Regions from separate parts of the Mus musculus genome. Here region 2 is linked to region 1. A link is a loop called in an ENCODE intact Hi-C map of the cell type or tissue named here. Cell type or tissue: gastrocnemius. All regions are shown on one strand. Links, peaks and the distances in the headings refer to the core of each region. The heading gives the core; the rest is flanking DNA. Region 1 has its middle 8.8 kb from the start of Elapor2. Region 2 has its middle 20 kb from the start of Abcb4.

The links. A loop is a pair of places that touch in the nucleus more often than their neighbours do. Peaks named below come from ENCODE experiments on the same cell type or tissue, not always from the same donor. Only the 100,000 strongest peaks of a DNase experiment are listed, where the experiment ranks them.
Region 2: a loop joins it to region 1, with 29 times the contacts of the local background. A loop is called at or near these places in 5 of 42 quality-filtered maps.

What each region holds. Positions count from the first base shown.
Region 1 is chr5:9,254,114-9,260,461 of GRCm38, reverse strand. No RefSeq gene overlaps it. Among named protein-coding and RNA genes, the nearest start is that of Elapor2, 8.8 kb to the left of the region's middle. In gastrocnemius, for the core only: no CTCF peak of the experiment used is centred there; no DNase peak of the experiment used is centred there.
Region 2 is chr5:8,870,295-8,876,642 of GRCm38, reverse strand. No RefSeq gene overlaps it. Among named protein-coding and RNA genes, the nearest start is that of Abcb4, 20 kb to the left of the region's middle. In gastrocnemius, for the core only: no CTCF peak of the experiment used is centred there; no DNase peak of the experiment used is centred there.

The DNA of each region.
Region 1 (6,348 bases), core at 2,395-4,894:
AGTTGAACAAAAACAATAGTTTGCAAATTAAGTTTTGTTTTGATGTGAAGTTTTTTGCCCTTATTTATTTTATGAGAATCTTGTATATAAACATTGTATTTACATCATTTTCCCTCCAATTCCTGACCTGCACCACCTCCACCGCTCCCTCACTCCTCAAATTCATGGCCCCTTATATTGTATTAGTGCTATGTATACAAAATTTACAAATACAACCTGCTAGGTTTATTTAGTGCTGCTTAAATATATGTGTTTATTGAGATATACACTCTCTCAACAGATAACCTTTTGGCGGCTTGTCCTTAGAGAAGACTGATTTTCCCTCTCTGGGCAAGTTATTGTCTACAAGTCTTCATTAGGCGTAGGGCTATGTGAGGTTCCCCCATTTACACTGGCAAATCAATAGGTGTTGTAATTTTTCAGGTTTTGCTAAGGCAGCCATATTGTTGACATGTACAGCATTCCTGCTGTATATAGAAGACACTGTCTTGCAGCAGATTCTCTTAGAATATTTTTGCCTCCTCTTCTGTGATGTTCCCTGAACCTTCATTATTCCTCCTATTGAATAGGTCTTCAGTCCAACAAGACCTGATGTTGACATCAGGATGTATCACTACTGAACCTTTCTGAATACCTTGCATATATATTGTGTGTATATGCATATATGCATATAAGCATATAATTATGAGTAATCATAAATGATTTGCTATTCTTTCATTTAAACTACACACATGGTATAAAATATATATAGGATGTATGATGTATGCATATCTGCATGTAAATGTGTAATTATGAGAAAACATAATTTTGTTATTCCTTTTTCAGATATCTCTAAAGTTATTTATCCCTCCTTCTGTGTTTCCCTCCTCCCCTTCCCAGTAGGTCCCCCTGTTACTTCCCATTACCCTTTATTTAGGTCCTGTGTCCTGTTAGTTCCTCTCTAGAGTTCTTTTTAGCCTCCACCCTATCTGGATCTGTTTTCTACCTCCCAGGTATCTGGAGTTTCTCCAGGTAATGTGATCATATCTAATGGTAGAAGGTTAAGACCCACAAGTAAAAAGAAACATTTGTCTTTATGAGTTCCCTCACTCAATGCAATATTTTCTAGTTCCACAAAATTACCTGCAAATTTAATAATTCTTCTTCAAGCCAAATATTATTTAATTATGTATACATACCACAAATTTCCATTATCCATCTATCAGCTGAAGGACATTTAAGTTGCTTCCATTTTCTGACAACTGAGGATAGAGAGCAATGAACATAGCTGAGCGAGTGTATATTCTATCAAGGATAACATCAAGTCCTTTAGGCATATGCTGAGGAGTGGGAGATTTGCTCATATGGTAGCTCTGTGTATAGCTTCTTGAGGATTCTTCATCCCAATTTCCATAGTTGCTGCACCAGCAGTGAATTAGGGCTCCCCTTCCCCCACATTTGTTGTTGTCAGTTGTTTATTTTACATAAAATATACATTAATTCAGTTTTATAAGAACAAAACTGAGGTGTACAAAAATATTATGGTTCTTGTCTTAATTACTTTTCTATTGCTCTGAAGAGACACCATAACCAAGGCAATTTATAGCTAGGGATGGTGCTGGAACAGTAGCTGAGATCTTACATCTGATCCACAATCCAACAGAGAGACAGACAGACAGAAAGCTTGAGTCTGAGCCTGATTTGGGCTTTTGACAGCTCAAAATCCATACCCAATGGCACACCTGTAACAAGGCCACACCTCCTAACCCTTCTCAAACATTTCCACTAACTAGAAGCCAAACATTAAAATAAGTGAGCATATGCAGGCAATTCCCATTCAACCATCATAGTTCTTCAGCTCCTTTTCTGTATCATATTTTGTATTTTACATATAATTTAGTTATTATTTAACATGTAGGAAAGGAGGAATAAAGATTCCAGAAAAATAGAGAAATTTACTTTTTTCCTCTTTTGTAATTTCTTAACTTATTTATTTTTATTCACTTTACATCTTGATCGTTGACCCCTATCCTCCCAGTCCTACTCTCACACATTCCTCCCACATATCCCCCTTCCCTTCTTTTCAGAGAAAATGGAGCACCCCGTTGGGTACCAATGTACCCTGGTATATCAAGTCAAAGGAGGACTAAGCATATATCCTCTCTCCCAGAGGCCCAACAAGGCATTCCAAGCAGGGGAAGGAGATCCAATGACAGGCAACAGGGTTGGAGACAGCTCCTGCTCCCACATGAAGTTAAGGTCCCACATGAAGACCAAGCTGCACATCTGCTACATATGTGTAAAGGACCCAGGTCCAGTCCATGCATGCCCTTTAGATGGTGGTTCAGTCTCAATGAGTCCCCATTGGCCCAGGCTAGCTGACTCTGTAGGTCTTCTTGTGGTGTCCCTTGACCCCTCCAGCTTGCTCATTTCTATCCCCCACTCTTCCACAAGACTCCCAAGCTCCACCTGATGTTTGGATGTGGGTTTTTGCCTCTGTTTCTGTCTACCCCTGGATGAAGTCTTTCAGGAGAGAGTTATGCTAGGTGCTTGTTTGTAAGCATAGCAGAGTATCATTAACAGTGTCAGGAATTGGCTCTCTCCCATGAGGCAAGTCTCAAGCTGGGGCCAGTTATTGGTTGGCCCTCAATCTCTATCCCTGCACCTCTTGTAGGCTGGGTAAATTTTGAATTGAAGATTTTATGGGTCCCTTAGTGTCCCCCTCCCGCCACCCAAAGTCCTGCCTGGCTTACAGGAAGTGGTCACTTCAGGCTCCATAGCCCTCAATGCTAGGAGTCTCAGCTAGGGTTACCCCTATCATCTCCCAGGAACATCCCCCATCCCAGGTCTCCAGCTTGTCCCAAAGACAATTTCATTTTTCTCTCCCAGCCCTCTCCCCACCTCACCTCCACTCCATAAATCTGGCCCCACTCCTCCTCTACCCCATCCCCCACAGTTCCCTTTCTCCATCCACTTCTGATGTCTATTTTATTTCCCCTTCTGCATGAGATTCAAGCATCTGCCCTTGGGCCTTAGCTTCTTTGAGTCTCTGTACTGTAGCATGGTTGTCCTGAACTTTATGGCTAATATCCACTTATAAGTGAGTACATACCATGTGTACCCTTCTGGGTCTGGGTTATCTCACAGGATTATATTTTCTAGTTCTATCCATTTGCAAATTTCATTATGTCTTTGTTTTTAATAACTGAATAGTACTCCATTGTATAAATATACCACATTTTCTTTATCTGTTCTTCAGTTAAGTGACATCTGGGTTGTTTCTAATTTCTGGCTACTATGCATAAAGCTGCTATAAATATAGTTGAGCAAGTGTCCTTGTGGTATGGTGGAGCATCTTTTGGGTATATGCCCAGAGTGGTATAGCTGGGTCTTCAGGTAGAACTATTCCCAAATTTCTGAGAAACCACCAGATTGATTTCCAAAGTCACTGGACAAGTTGGAGGGATTTCTAAGAGGGACAAAGAAGTCCATGCTGTTTTTTGTTTTGTTTGTTTGTTTATGAAGAAGGTCACTTGAATAAAAACTAACTTTGAAGGTCCTGATTTGTTTGTTGTTTGTTTGGCTGTTTGGTTGGTTTGTTTTATTTTTAAAGATAGTCGGCCATCCCTGGAAAGAGAGGCCCATTGGACTTGCAAACTTTATATGCCCCAGTACAGGGGAATGCCAGGGCCAAAAAGTGGGGGTGGGTGGGTGGGAGGGTATGGGGGACTTTTGGGATAGCATTGGAAATGTAAATGAGGAAAATACCTAATTTTAAAAAAGTGTAAAAAAAAAAAAAAAAAAAGAATTCCTGAGTCTGGGCTGGTACCCTGAGCAGACCTTGGGTGCAAACTCCACAGCCAGTCCCACAACACCCAGAGGCAAAATTGTATTACTTTTGAAGAAGAGGACTTTATAAGTTACTCTTATTCTGAGATGAATGCTTTTCAAAATCATCACAGCCAAGGAAGCAGGTAACCAAGCTAGTCTTCAGAAGGAGACTGGATAAATTGACTATGTGCATCCACTCAGTGGGACAATAAGGAACACTATAAAGAAATGAGTTGTGGAAAAATAAGGGAAAGACCAAAACAAAATGCAAACCAAGAGAAAGAAGCCAGCCTGAGACAGTGCACACAGTAGGTTTCTCATATATGACATCCTGGGTAAGGCAAAGCCAGGCACATTGTAAGACCACAGGAGCCATGTATGAACAGGAAGGGAAGCTGCATAGAAAAAGCATCTCAGATTTCTTTAAGGCAATGAAACTATTCTATAAGAAACTGTAGTAGTAGCTAGATGTCATTGTAGGCTTGCTCAGATTCACAGAACGTACAATACCAAGAATGATCCCTACAAAATCCTCACAGCCAAGCAATCAGAATCCTCCCCTCACCTAACGTCTGTGCCACCCTCCAAGCAGAGCCATTTTTCTTTGAAACAGTTGATGGATGACGTCATGGATAGACCATCTTAATACACACACCATTTCTTAAATGAATGTAACCTGTTCCCTGCAGGCTGAGAATGACGACAATCACTCAAGTCAAATAGCTTTGACCATAGCAGGAAATCTGTACCCAAAAATTGTGTGTACAATTCATTCCTTGGTGCTGCAGAACTGTCAACTCTTAGCTTAGCTACTATGGAGGTAAAATCCTTTGGTGATATGAGGGACATTGAAGTTCAGCCTTACTACAATGAACTCCAATGTCCAAAAATTGTTCTTATTTTGTGTTTGTACCACGGTAGAGCCAAGATTCTAAGCTCTACTAAAAACAAAACAAACAAACAAAAAAACTTTATCTATTTATGTTCATTTAAAAAACTAATAGTGAAATATTATTTTAAAATATCATGCAGTTAATATATTTGGAGTTATTTAAAATTTATATTGAGAAAAACATGTATTTTCAGTATTGCTGTAGATAAGCATCTACATAAGACTCTTCAACTGATTGTTGTTTTATATCAAACAACTTTTATAATACTCATTTTTATTGTTACAATATTTAAAAAATTTTAAAGAATATGATAAAAAATGAAAGGGATTGCAGGTTTTGAAGGGGGGTCTTCTGGAGGAGCTGGGGTACAAAAGGGAAAGAAGAATATGATATAAGTCTATTTACTCAAAGTATGTTTTTAAATGTTAATAAATTTAGATAAATTGAAATTATGTATCTTTTCTCATCATAATTCAATAAAACCTAAATCAAAAAAAATAAATAAAAGAGAGAGAAAAAAATATTTCCTTGATTTACTTCTCTAAGCCCATTTACCAATGAAACATTTCTCTTGAACTCTTTAGACTTCTTTAAAAGATCAAAATGAAACTATATGTAGTTAAAGAACAAAGGATTCAGACCAGACATGGAGGTGCATGACTTTAATCCCAGCATTCAGGAGACAGTAGTGGGCAGTTCCCTGGTCCACAGAGCAAGTTCCAGGTCACGAACCCCCACCCCCAAAATTTGTTTTCTTGGATAGAAAGTTTAACCTACTGTGAGAGGTTGTGGAAACACTCAAGAATAATACATTAGAACTCTTCAGAGAGATAAAACAATATTACACAGAGATACGCATGCAAAGATGTCAGAACTGGCTAAGTGATTATGGAAGGTAAGACAACCCTGATCTGCCCTATACCAACTAGAGATATAGGACACTTGAGCTCAGCCCAGGGCCAAGAGCTTGAGAGCTCAGATTTTTGAGAGCAAGAGAAGTTGTATGCCTCAGCTCAAAGACAGCAAATTCACCACATTCTTTCCACTCATGACAAGACAGACCAAATGTTGACTGTCCAAATGGTAAGCAGATCTACTTACTATTGGTCAAATCACTCATTTCTTTCAGAGACACCCTCATAAACACCAGACATAACGTTCTAATGATTATCCATGGGTGTCCCATAGTCCAGTCATGTTGACACAAAGCACTGATTATCTCAAACATGAAAGTAGACAAAGCTATAGTAAATGGAGGCTTTCCTCCTTACTGGCTATGTGAAAGAGCATTACCTGAAGCTCAGTTTTAATTTTTTCATCTGAAAATCAGAGCTAGAAGTGCTTGACATAGTAGGGTTGGTATGCAATAAATTAATCTATCTAATGAGCGCATGCACCTGAAGTGTCTACACTGTTATCAGGAGTTAGAGTTTGTTGTAAATATCCCTTCCCTAACATTACGTGTGCTGTACTAACCTGCAGTCTAAAAGTTCCCACAAAAAGACATGTCCCCAATGTCCTTAAGTCAAAAGTTCTGCATCTTGTTGATAATTATATTAGTCAGGGTTCTCTAGAGTAACAGAACTTTTAGGAAGAATCTTTCTACAGAGAGAGAAAGGAGATTTCATAGAATGGCTTACAGGTT
Region 2 (6,348 bases), core at 2,183-4,682, 380 kb after region 1:
ATCTCCACACTGGTGCTGTGGCATGCTTACCTCCCACGAGAAAATTAATAACAATAAATGATAATAATATACAAATTTTTAAAACTTCCCCACCAGAAAGGAATATTTGTTACAACTGGTGAACAGATATGGATGCACCCTAACCATCTTAAGTCTATATTTTACATTACGTTTTCAGTAAGGATTTTTTTTGGCTTAAGTTTTATTGCATTTTTTATTAGGTATTTTTTTCATGTACATTTCCAATGCTATCCCAAAAGTCCCCCACACACTCCCCCACCCACTCCCCTACCCACCCACTCCCACTTCTTGGCCCTGGCGTTCCCCTATACTGAGGCATATAAAGTTGACACAACCAATGGGCCTCTCTTTCCACTGATGGCTGACTAGGCCACCTTCTGATACATATGCAGCTAGAGACACAAGCTCCGGGGGGTACTGGTTAGTTCATATTCTTGATCCACCTATAGGGTTGCAGATCCCCCCAGCTCCCTGGGTACTTTCTCTAGCTCCTCCATTGGGGACCCTGTGATCCATCCAATAGCTAACTGTGAGCATCCACTTATATGTTTGCTAGGCCCCGGCATAGTCTCACAAGAGACAGCTATATCAGGGTCCTTTCAGCAAAATCTTGCTAGTGTATGCAATGGTGTCAGCGTTTGGAGGCTGATTATGGGATGGATCCCCGAATATGGCAGTCTCTAGATGGTCCATCCTTTTGTCTCAGCTCCAATCTTTGTCTCTGTAACTCCTTCCATGGGTGTTTTGTTCCCAGTTCTAAGAAGGGGCAAAGTGTCCACACTTTGGTCTTCATTCTTCTTGAGTTTCATGAGTTTCACAAATTGTATCTTATATCTTGGGTATTCTAAGTATCTGGGCTAATATCCACTTATCAGTGAGTACATATCATGTGAGTTCTTTTGTGATTGGGTTACCTCACTCAGGATGATGCCCTCCAGGTCCATCCATTTGGCTAGGAATTTCATAAATTCATTCTTTTTAATAGCTGAGTAGTACTCCATTGTGTAAATGTACCACATTTTCTTTATCCATTCCTCTGTTGAGGGACATCTGGGTTCTTTCCAGCTTCTGGCTATTATAAATAAGGCTGCTATGAACATAGTGGAGCATGTGTCCTTCTTACCGTGTGGGGCATCTTCTGGATATATGACCAGGAGAGTATTGTGGGATCCTCCGGTAGTACTATGTCCAATTTTCTGAGGAACCGCCAGACTGATTTCCAGAGTGGTTGTACAAGCCTGCAATCCCACCAACAATGGAGGAGTGTTCCTCTTTCTCCACATCCACGCCAGCATCTGCTGTCACGTGAATTTTTGATCTTAGCCATTCTGACTGGTGTGAGATGGAATCTCAGGGTTGTTTTGATTTGCATTTCCCTGATGATTAGTGATGCTGAACATTTTTTCAGATGCTTCTCAGCCATTCCGTATTCCTCAGGTGAGAATTCTTTGTTAAGCTCTGCACCCCATTTTTTAATGAGGTTATTTGATTTTTTGGAGTCCACCTTCTTGAGTTCTTTATATATATTGGATATTAGTCCCCTATCTGATTTAGGGTAGGTAAAGATCCTTTCCCAATCTGTTGGTGGCCTTTTTGTCTTATTGACAGTGTCTTTTGCCTTACAGAAGCTTTGCAATTTTATGAGGTCCCATTTATCGATTCTTGATCTTACAGCACAAGCCATTGCTGTTCTATTCAGGAATTTTTCCCCTGTACCCATATCTTCGAGGCTTTTCCCTACTTTCTTCTCTATAAGTTTCAGTGTCTCTGGTTTTATGTGGAGTTCCTTAATCCACTTAGATTTGACTTTAGTACAAGGAGATAGGAATGGATCAATTCGGATTTTTCTACATGATAACCGCCAGTTGTGCCAGCACCATTTGTTGAAAATGCTGCCTTTATTGCATTATGATGAGAAAAGATACATACTTTCAATTTATCTGAATTTGTTAACATTTAAAAACATGTCTTGAGTAAATAAACTTACATCACATTCTTTTTTCCCTTTTGTACCCCAACTCCTCCCAGAGACACCCCCTTCAAAACCTACAATACCTTTCATTTTTATCATATTCTTTACAATTTATAAAATATTTTAACAATAAAGATGAGTATTTTAAAAGTTGTTTGATATAAAACAACAATCAATTGAACAGTCTTATGTAGATGCTTGTCTACAGCAGTACTGAAAATACATATGTTTTTCTCAATATAAATTTTAAATAACTCCAATTATATTAACAGTATATTTCAAAATAATATATCACTATTAGTTTTTTTAATGAACATAAATAGATAGTCTTTTTGTTTGTTTGTTTGTTTTGTTTTTAGTAGAGCTTGGTTACCTGGGAAGCTTCACAACCCTCCAAGCACGCCCAGATGTGATGTCTCTTCTCGGCATTCTCCTTCTCCCCACAGGCTTGCATCATGACACCAACGCACCACTATGTCTTGAGATGAGAGCTCCTTCTCTTTTAGGGTGCGCCCAACTTGCACTCTAGAAGGCAGCTAAAATAATTGCTAAGTCAATCAATACCAAATAATATCTTGCTTTCATCCAAGACAACAGTATTTATGAAGATCAAGAAAACTGTGGACTAAAAGGCAGTTGACGTTTATTTTTGCTGTGTTCTATGTAATGGATCATCACCCTAAGTGCTTTTATTGTATTTAGTACCTAAGCAATTCAGTAAAGCAACTGGTGAAAGAAATCATTATTATTATCATTATTATTATAAATAGGGCCCTTGAGAAATAAGTAACTTGTCTACAAGCCAAAAATCTGATGTTCTAAACAGAAACTTGGGCTTCTCTGACTGTAGAGCCTAGGTCTCCTCTGCCACCAAGCAGCAATCAATGAGAGGGAAATATTGAAATCTGGCTGCTCACAGAGAAAGAGGAAAGCTCTCAGGTTTCAACTCAAAGGTCACTTGTGCTCCACACTGGCTCTTTTGAAAGAGTCTGGGCAAAAACATTTCATCATTTATCTTTGTCCCTGAGCAGAGGTTTCTCTTTGCTATCCTAATTTCTCCAAGGACAGAGAGAGGTCTTTCACCTTAGTGTTTGACATTCCAAGTGGGACATAGTAATGCCACTGTGGAAGTGTCCCAAGACAATCATTTGGCTAATTGCCTTTTCTCCTCCCAGAAAAGCATGCCATTTTGTTTCATTCAACAAATATTTGTACCGAGGACTTTTGGTGTGTACAGCATTGGTCGAACTATCAGGCACAATGCATGACATCCACCTGCCAGGATCCTATAGTCTTTTGATGACCAGGAACATTGAGTTATATGGCACGCAGAACCTTATTGATTCTGGTTACTCAATGGCTTGAAATGCTTAGTGTTTCTGATCACTTGTCATTCTACAGACTGACTGGGCTCAGTTCTTGTCTCAGAAACCTGTGGGCAGACACCAACTGAGGCTGCAGCTTCCTGAGTACGTGACAGGCCTGTCCACGTGGCTGGCATGTGATGCTGGCTGAGTACCAAGGACTTTGTAGGATCAAGTCACATAGCCACTTCACAGGACTTTGGTTTCTTCCCATAGGAAGGGGCTCTGGTTTGGAGAGCAGGGATCATCATCACAGTTTGGGATCTTGCCTTCAGTTGAAAATAACTCTAGTTGCCATATTGTCGCAGGGTGAAGATGGTCCCTGTTCATGTGTCAGGGCATCTCATGCCATATACCTTGCTCAGCACACTCTAGCCATGGTTCAAGGTCTTGATCTTCAAATGCTCCTTCAAGTGCTCCTCACATTCTCCTTCTTCGTTCTTTCCATTCCCACCCCTTCTAACTTGTTTTTGAGGAGCCGTCTTTCTGTGTCTCTGTGTCTTTCTGTCTCTGTTTACCTGTCGGCCTGCCTGTCTCTGTGTGTCTGTGTGTCTGTCTGTCTGTGTGTGTCTCTGTGTGTGTTGTCTGTCTGTCTGTCTCCCCCCTCCCCCACTCTCTCCTGTGTGTGTTGTCTGTCTGTCTGTCTGTCTCCCCTTCCCCCTCTCCTGTTTGTGTGTGTGTGTGTGTGTGTGTGTGTGTGTGTGTGTGTGTGTGTAGGAAGAATTTTAATGCTTTAGGTAAGAATACTGTTGCTCTGTCTTGCATTAATTTCCAGAAAACCTGACACAAGGTCAGAGAGAAAGAGGACCAGAGTTTGGTACTTACTGCCCCTTGCTGTCTGTCCAGGGTTGCCAAGCTCAGCAGCACAGTGCTGTAAAGTGATCCTCCCTTTCAAAGGTCTGCAAACCTGGAGCACCAGGGTTCTGAGCTGAGTAAGCAAAACTGGATTTGTCATAAAAGGACTTGTTATGGGATCTGAAGACAAATGGCTGTGTTGTATATCAGAACAGGTTGAAGCACAACTTGGCTGGAATTCCGAAGCTGATTGATGCTGGTGAGTCAAATAGAGGGCCATCATTGTTCATAGCTGTGCACCACTGGATAATTTTTGAGATGGAACAAGAGAAATCAAGCCCAGGCTAGAAAAAGAATATGCTCACTAGATGGTACACACTGTAGCCACCTGTATTTAGTGAGTATCCTGAGGACCTATATCAGTCAGGGTTCTTTAGACAAACAAAACTTATAGACTGAATCCGAATATGTATACAGAAAAATGGGTTTATTGGAGTGGCTTACAGGCCATGGTCTAGCTAGTCCAACACTGGCTTTCTCCCAATAGAAAGTCCAAGAATCCAGTAGTTGTTCAGTCAACAAGGCTGGATGTCTCAGCTGGTGTTCACTATACTCTGGAGTCCTGAAGAAGCAACCCCTAATATCAGTGAAGCAAGAGCAAGGGCAAGCAGGCAAAGAGCAGAAGGTTTTTTCCTTCCTTGTCTTCTTATATAGGCTACCATGAGATGTGGCCCAGATTTAGAGAATGTCTTCCCACTTTGAGTTTTCCAAATTTAAGGTAAGCCTTTCTACCTCATGATCCAATTAGCTAAAAATCTCCTATAAGTGTGCCTAGTGACTTGACTTTTTAGTTAATTCCAAAATGTAGTTGACAACCAAGGACAGCTGTCACGGGAAAATGCCTTGAGTACCTGTGTCCATGTAAACAAGTTCTTTCTCTGGAGAACCTTAGCTCTGTTAGTCACAGCAACATCTCAACAAATCTTTATCTCTCCTCCTTCATGCCCAACTACTCTAATATATATGATATATAATATAAAATACATGATATATTATATTATATATGATACCATATATGACACATTATATCATAATATCTAACTATAAATTATATATTATGCAATATATAATATTATATATAGTATGATCTATATGATATACACAGTATATAATATATAATCATATAATATGATACATTACATGTCATGTATCATATGCTATATGATATTAAATACATGGTATATAATATATAACAATACATTATAAAATAATAAATTATACTATATAATAAATAATATATTGTTATAATATAGAATATATATTTATCAGCTCTTTGTTGTATTTGAGGAAGCTGTGTTCTTTTTGTGTCTTTTGCTTATTCTCTGGTCTTTGCCTCACTCTACTAACTTTGTGTTTTCTTGTTTCCCAGTTTTGGATGTGCATTGTTGGGTTGCATTGTGGGATAGTGTTCATTATTATTACCCCTCTTCTCACACATTCTGCAGAGTTTGGCACTGGATCAGGGACTCAATGTGAGTTCTTTCACCACTGAGGGGCATCCACAGCCCCAACATGCCCCACTTAATGCTGCTTCGGTTTATAAGTTTTGGGTTGTTGTGTGCCTTTCCCTATTGGAAATTGGTTGAATAATTTTAAAATATGTTTTTCATTCCATAGAGCATTGTGAGGTCTCTCTCCACACATACTTTCTATGGTTTCCTTTGTTGATTTCCAGTTGTGTTTCATTGTGGTCAGAAAAGATTACTGTTCTTATTTCATTAAAGTATATTGAGATTTTTTTTTTTTTGCTGCATGATATAAAAAATACCCTGGAAAATGTTCCACATGCTGATGAATTTTATTCTGCAGCTGTTTGAGGGGCAGTTCCGTGAGCACCTTGCAGATTCTTCTGGTCTAGAGGACAGCTAACTCCAAAGTTTCTTGGCCATTTTTTCTTTTTGGTTTGATTTGATGTGGCCAGTAAAATAGGGTGTTGAAGCCTATTTTATTATTATTATTTATTAGATCTCCTCTGTCTTTATAAATCTAACAATGTTTGCCTTATATTGTTGCACTAGGTGAACATAATTTTAAGTTGTCAAATCTCATCAGTTGGCCCCTAGAGTGTTGCCTGGTGAGCCTCCTTGTCCCTTGTGGTTCTGTCATTATGTCTGGTTTGTACAAATGTGCCTAGCC